2 separate regions of the Homo sapiens genome follow, and region 1 is linked to region 2. A link is an interaction called in ENCODE POLR2A ChIA-PET data of the cell type or tissue named here. Cell type or tissue: Panc1. All regions are shown on one strand. Links, peaks and the distances in the headings refer to the core of each region. The heading gives the core; the rest is flanking DNA. Region 1 overlaps HDAC9 (histone deacetylase 9). Region 2 overlaps SNX13 (sorting nexin 13).

The links. Peaks named below come from ENCODE experiments on the same cell type or tissue, not always from the same donor. Only the 100,000 strongest peaks of a DNase experiment are listed, where the experiment ranks them.
Region 1: POLR2A ChIA-PET joins it to region 2 with 7 read pairs; 2 of 35 experiments call an interaction of 5 or more read pairs at or near these places.

What each region holds. Positions count from the first base shown.
Region 1 is chr7:18,523,178-18,526,105 of GRCh38, forward strand. All of the region lies in intron 2 of HDAC9 (histone deacetylase 9), which reads left to right. Among named protein-coding and RNA genes, the nearest start is that of HDAC9, 29 kb to the left of the region's middle. In Panc1, for the core only: no CTCF peak of the experiment used is centred there; no DNase peak of the experiment used is centred there; H3K27ac peaks cover 994 bases.
Region 2 is chr7:17,855,722-17,858,649 of GRCh38, forward strand. All of the region lies in intron 9 of SNX13 (sorting nexin 13), which reads right to left. Among named protein-coding and RNA genes, the nearest start is that of SNX13, 83 kb to the right of the region's middle. In Panc1, for the core only: no CTCF peak of the experiment used is centred there; no DNase peak of the experiment used is centred there.

The DNA.
Region 1 (2,928 bases), core at 338-2,837, 670 kb after region 2:
TAATTCCATGCAAAGCTAGTGACTTTGAACTTCTAAAGGATTTTAAGAAGAGCTGCATGATCAGAAATACTTCTTGGAAAAGTAACTTTAGCTGCTGTATAAAGGATGGGACACTCCTTAAAATGGGTTGTGTAATTATCACATAACCTCTAACTATTAACTAGAAGTGCCCAGCAAGGAATAGGGAGAGAATAGTAAGAGTGAACTGGAAGGACCAGAAAGAGATAAATTGGGAATTCATGCAAGAGGTAAAGGGACAAATTCAGAGTCTGAGATTTCCACATTCATAACTGGGTAGATGTGTTGCCATTATTCATTCATTAATTATTTTTTGAGTGTCTCTTATGTGCCAGACATTATCTTCGTGCCAAAATAGATGACAGAGCAAAACAACCTTATATATTTGCCCTTGTGGAATGTGAAATCTACACTGTTTGCACATGTATATGTGTGTGTGTGTTGGGAGACTGATAATAAATTATAAATGTACATAATTATGTAATTGGTTAGAAATGGTGCTGTTAGATGAACAAAAGGTAGGGCAGAGAAAGGTGGTTCATGAGTTGGGAGAGAAAGGTGCACCATCACATAGAGTAGTTAGAGTAGGTAATTTTTATGAAGGTAAGATTTTCAGCAAAGGATTGGAGAAGGATTGTTAAGGTGAGGAATTACACAAGAGACAGATGAGGAGATTTAAATGTAGACCCCGCCCTCCCCCACCTCCCCCTCCCCGCTCCGCCCTGCTTCCCATTGCTTGTCTTGCTATTCACCTGGACTGGCAGAATAAGCGTGGAGCTTGGTAGGTAACATTGATTGACTATCACAAAATGAAGTGTAGAGCAACACTGAGAGTAGGAAAACCTTACACTATGAAAACATAGAGGGGAAAGAAGCACTTCTTCATCTGGCTGGGTTAGCTATTCTCAGGATAGGTACTCAAGTATGGAAGGTATATAGAGATTGGGCCTTGGCATACATTCATATCTACACAGATAGCATCTATTTACCTGTGTAGTGAATGTGAGCATGATAATTCATGTAATTAACTGCCATATTTCTTGTAGGGACTGAAAGTTAACAACTTTGTATATTAATACTCTAAGAGAACTCTAACTATAGTCTCCAACAAGAATTGCAGGGATTTTAAACTCATAATTACTCCTCAGCTGTAAATTTCAGATGTGGGTTATTGCTTTTTCTCATTTAGGGGAGTGAAATTGCTTCAGCCATCGACTTTGTGATGAGGCCTGCAGTCAGCTGTAGTTGAGAGGGGTGCTCACTCTCTGCTATTATTAGTAGTTTGTCCACGTAAAGACAATCATACAACATGTACAAAAGTTGGATTCAGGATAGCAACATATTATGTTTTGTGGCTGCAAGATATTTAAATCTAACACCAATAGCATAACGTTTAAAAACAAAAATTTTATTGAAAATAAAGTTTATGTTTGGGGCAAAGGAAGATTAAGAGGATAGGAATATATATTTTCCCATTCTTAACTCTGTCTCTCTTCTAGGGATTGAGAGATACAGAGAGATTGAGAGAGTGAATTGGAGTGAGTGGATATGAGTTATATAGCACTGCCTAATGGATTATTACCTCCCAAACCCCTGAGTTGAAGAGTAGATGGAGAGCCTGTGTAAAAGATTTTGGGTAGACGATTTTGAAATAAAACTTAGTGACATACACACACACACACACACACACACACACACACACACACATTACAGATAAGTATATATATGGAAAAATATGTATACGCAAGGAAAATACTGCTGTTCTAAATGTAGTATAATGATTTTAATATACTACCCAAGAAATCTTATGAGACTTTAAAATCATTTTAAGATTTAATAATAGTAATGGATTTAATTTTTTTAGTATGCTATTCATTACAAACTAGAAAAATCCTAATAAATCAGTCTGAATCAGTAAAGCCTCATAGATTTCCATGCAATAATGTGTTTCCTCAGTTGCTTTTACAGGAAAATAATTACTAATTATTTGATAAATTTAATTTTGGAGCAAATGTGTTGACAGCTGAAAAAACATGTAATGACTTGGATAGAGACCAGATATAACACTAGAACAAATAATATTGGCGACTTAAAAAAATAGTAACTGATGAAAAAAATCTAATTGCGTTAAATATTTTAAAGTACCTAAAAATACCAAGGATTTTGTATCTTTTGTCCTTTTCTACTTGAAATTTCTTAATCATTTTGGTGATCATACAAGATAAATCTTTAAAATTACTGTGTGAGTATTCTTAAAATAAATATAATTCTTTGGTTAAACTATACTTCTCTAAATTACATGCAGTCTTAATAAAATAATTCCTATGGATGTTAATGTTCATTCTAAACAATTTTGCTCAATCCATATTTTTGTAAACTGCATTGCTTTGCTTTTTTTAAAAGCTACTGTTTATATAGTCCTAGTTCCCAGTTTTTCATATATACTGTATTGTGTCTTTAAAATTAGAAATGCTGCTGAAACATAGAATATATTAATCCTTGATGAAATGGGACCTCTCTTTGAGTATAGGACTGTTGCCTGTACAACTAAGTCTAGTCTTTCAGAACAGAATAGGATGCTGTATATCTGTTCCCTGGAACTTAGATCCTTTGGCCTTGGTTCTACCTGACTTTGAGAAATTACAATCCCTAGTTTTTGTACATGTTTCACTTACTTTCTGCATACGATTTCTGGCTTACTTGACTCTTAAGTTCTTGCTGCCAGTCTTGCCTCTGCAGCAGTCCACATTCTCTCACCACCAAAGACATAATGTCTTGTGGCTTCCCCACTTTTATCTCTTTGCCTGCTACTCAACATTTGTTCTGCACCAGATGAAAGTCACTGTTTTAGGTACTTTTTAGGGGTACATAAATAATTATTTCCTTCAAGAAGCCAGCAATCTGCATAGG
Region 2 (2,928 bases), core at 127-2,626:
CACCTGGTCGCCCCAGAGCTCTGATGAAGGATATCAATGTTGTTTTCATGCCTACTAAAACAATATCCATTGTGCAGCCCAAGAATCAAGGAGTAATTTCACCTCTCAAGTCTTACTATTTAGGAAATGCATTTTTTGTAAGGCTATGGATATTTGCTCTAGATAGTGATTCCTCTGATGGATCTGAACAAAGTAAACTGATAACCTTCTAGAAATGACTCATTATTCTAGATGCCATTATGAATATTCATGATTCATGGGATGAGGTCAAATATCAACATTCACAGAAGATTGGCAGTTGATTCCAATCTTCATAGATGACTTTAAGGGGTTCAAGACTTCAGTGAAGGAAGTCACCACAGATGTGGTAGAAATGGCAAGAGAAGTAGAATTAGAAGTGGACCCTGAACAATATCAACAATGTAAACTGAAAATAAAAGTCAAAATGTGGGAGGATTAAAGTTTAAAGTTCTTTACAATTTTCTTTGTTTCTTTCTTTGCAATCAAAGTTAATTTGTCATCAGTTCAAAATAACTTGTTATAAATTTAAGGTATCTTTTGTAAGCCTCATGGTAATGACAATCCAAAAACCTGTAATAGTTAAACTAAAAAGCAAGAAATTAAAACATACTACCAGAGAAAAATCACTTAACCACAAAAGAAGACAGTAAGAAGGAACCAAGAAGTTACAAAACAACTAGAAAATAGTTACCTCCTTACCTATTAGTAGTAACACTAAATGTAAGTGGACTAAATTCTCCAATTAAAAGACATAGAGCAGCTGAATGTAGGCCAGGTATATGGCTCACACTTGTAATCCCAGCACTTTGGGAGGTTGAGGTGGGAGGGGTACTTGAGCCAGAAGTTTAAGACCAGCTGGGCAACATAGTAAGACCCTGTCTCTACAAAACAATAAAAAAATTAGCCGGGTATGGTGGCATATCCCTGTAGTCCCAGCTACATGTGAAACTGAGTTGGGAGGATCACATGAGCCTGGTTGAGGTTGCAATGAGCTGTGATCATGCCACCACACTCCAGCCTAGCTGACAGAGTGAGACTCTCTTAAAAAAAAAAAAAAAAAAGAAAGAAAGAAAGAAAAGAAAAAGAAAAAGAAAAAGAAAATTCACCTCAAGGAACTAGAAAAGCAATAACAAACCAAACCCCAAATTAAGATTTATAACAAAAATAAATGAAATTGAGACTAAGAAAACAATACAAAAGATTGAGTTGAAAAGTGATCTTTTAAAGGGAGAAACAAAAGCAATAAATGTTTACGCTAGACTAAGAAAAAAAGAGGCACCAAAAAAAATACAATCAGAGATGAAAATGGATATACTACAACTGATACAACTGAAATATAAAGAATCATCAGAGACCATTATAAATAATTATGCTCCAACAAACTGGAAAACCTAGAAGAACTGAATAAATTCCTCACACATAAAATTACCAGCAATAAACCATAAAGAAATAGAAAATCTGAACAGTCCAGTAACGAGTAATAAGACTGAGGCAGTAGTAAAAGTATCCCATCCAAGAAAAGCCCAAGACCTGATGGCTTCAGTGCTGCTAAATTCTACCAAATATTTTTAAAGGAACTAATATTGATTCTATTCAATGTTTCCAAAAATTAAAGAGGAAGGAATACTTTGAAACTCAATCTACAAGCCCAGCATTACTCTAACACCAACACCAGACAAGGACACAACAAAAAAAGAAAACTACAAGCTCATCCCTGATGAACACAGATGTCAAGATCCTCAACAAAATACTAGTAAACTGGCCAGGTGCGGTGGCTCACACCTATAATCCCAGCACTTTGGGAGGCCGAGGTGGCGGATCACCAGAGGTCAGGAGTTCAAGACCAGCCTGGCCAACATGGTGAAACCTCATCTCTATTAAATATACAGAAATTAGCAGGGCATGCTGGCGGGCATCTGTAATCCCAGTTACTCGGGAGTCTGAGGCAGGGAGAATTGCTTGAACCTGGGAGGTGGAGGTTACAGTGAGCTGAGACAGCGCCACTGAACTACAGAGCAAGACTCCATCTCAAAAAAAAAATACTAATAAACTTAATTCAACAACACATTAAAAAGATTATTCACCATGATTAAGTGGGTGGGATTCATCACAGAAATGCAAGAATGGTTCAAGATATGAAAATCGATAAGCATAATACATGATGTTAACAGAATGAAGCACAAAAAACATTATCATTTCAATAGATGTTGAAAAGGCATTCAATAAAATTCAACATGCCTTCAAAATAAAATCTCTCAAAATATTAGGTATAGAAGGAAAATACCTCAACACAATTAAACACCATATATGACAAACTCACAGTTAACATCATATTGAGTGGAGAAAAGCTAAAAGCTTTTCCTTTAAGAACCAGGAGAAAAAGGATGCCTACTCCTACAAATTTTATTCAGCCTAGTACTAGAAGTCCTACCCAGAGTAATTAGGCAAGAGAGAAATAAAGAGTATCCTAATTGGAAAGGAAAAAGTCAATTTGTCCTTGTTTGCAGACCACATGAACACCATTTAGAAAAACCTAAAGATTCCAAAAAATGTTGCAGAATACAAAATCAACATATAATACTGAGTATCATTTCCATTTGTCATTAGTAAACAATCTGAAAAATAAATCAAGAAACAAATCACATTTATAACAGCATCAAAAATATAAAATATTTATAAAAATTTATTTTAAAAATGTGAAAGATACATAAACACTAAAAATTACAAAACAATGCTGAGAGAAACTACAGAGGCTTCAATAAATGGAGAGATGCCATGTTCCTAGATAAGAAGACAAAATGTTAAACTATCCATTCTTCCTAAATTCATCTATAGATTCAATGTAATCACAGTTAAAATTCTAATAGGTTTTTAATAAAAACTAAACGTTTGATAAATTTTATGTGA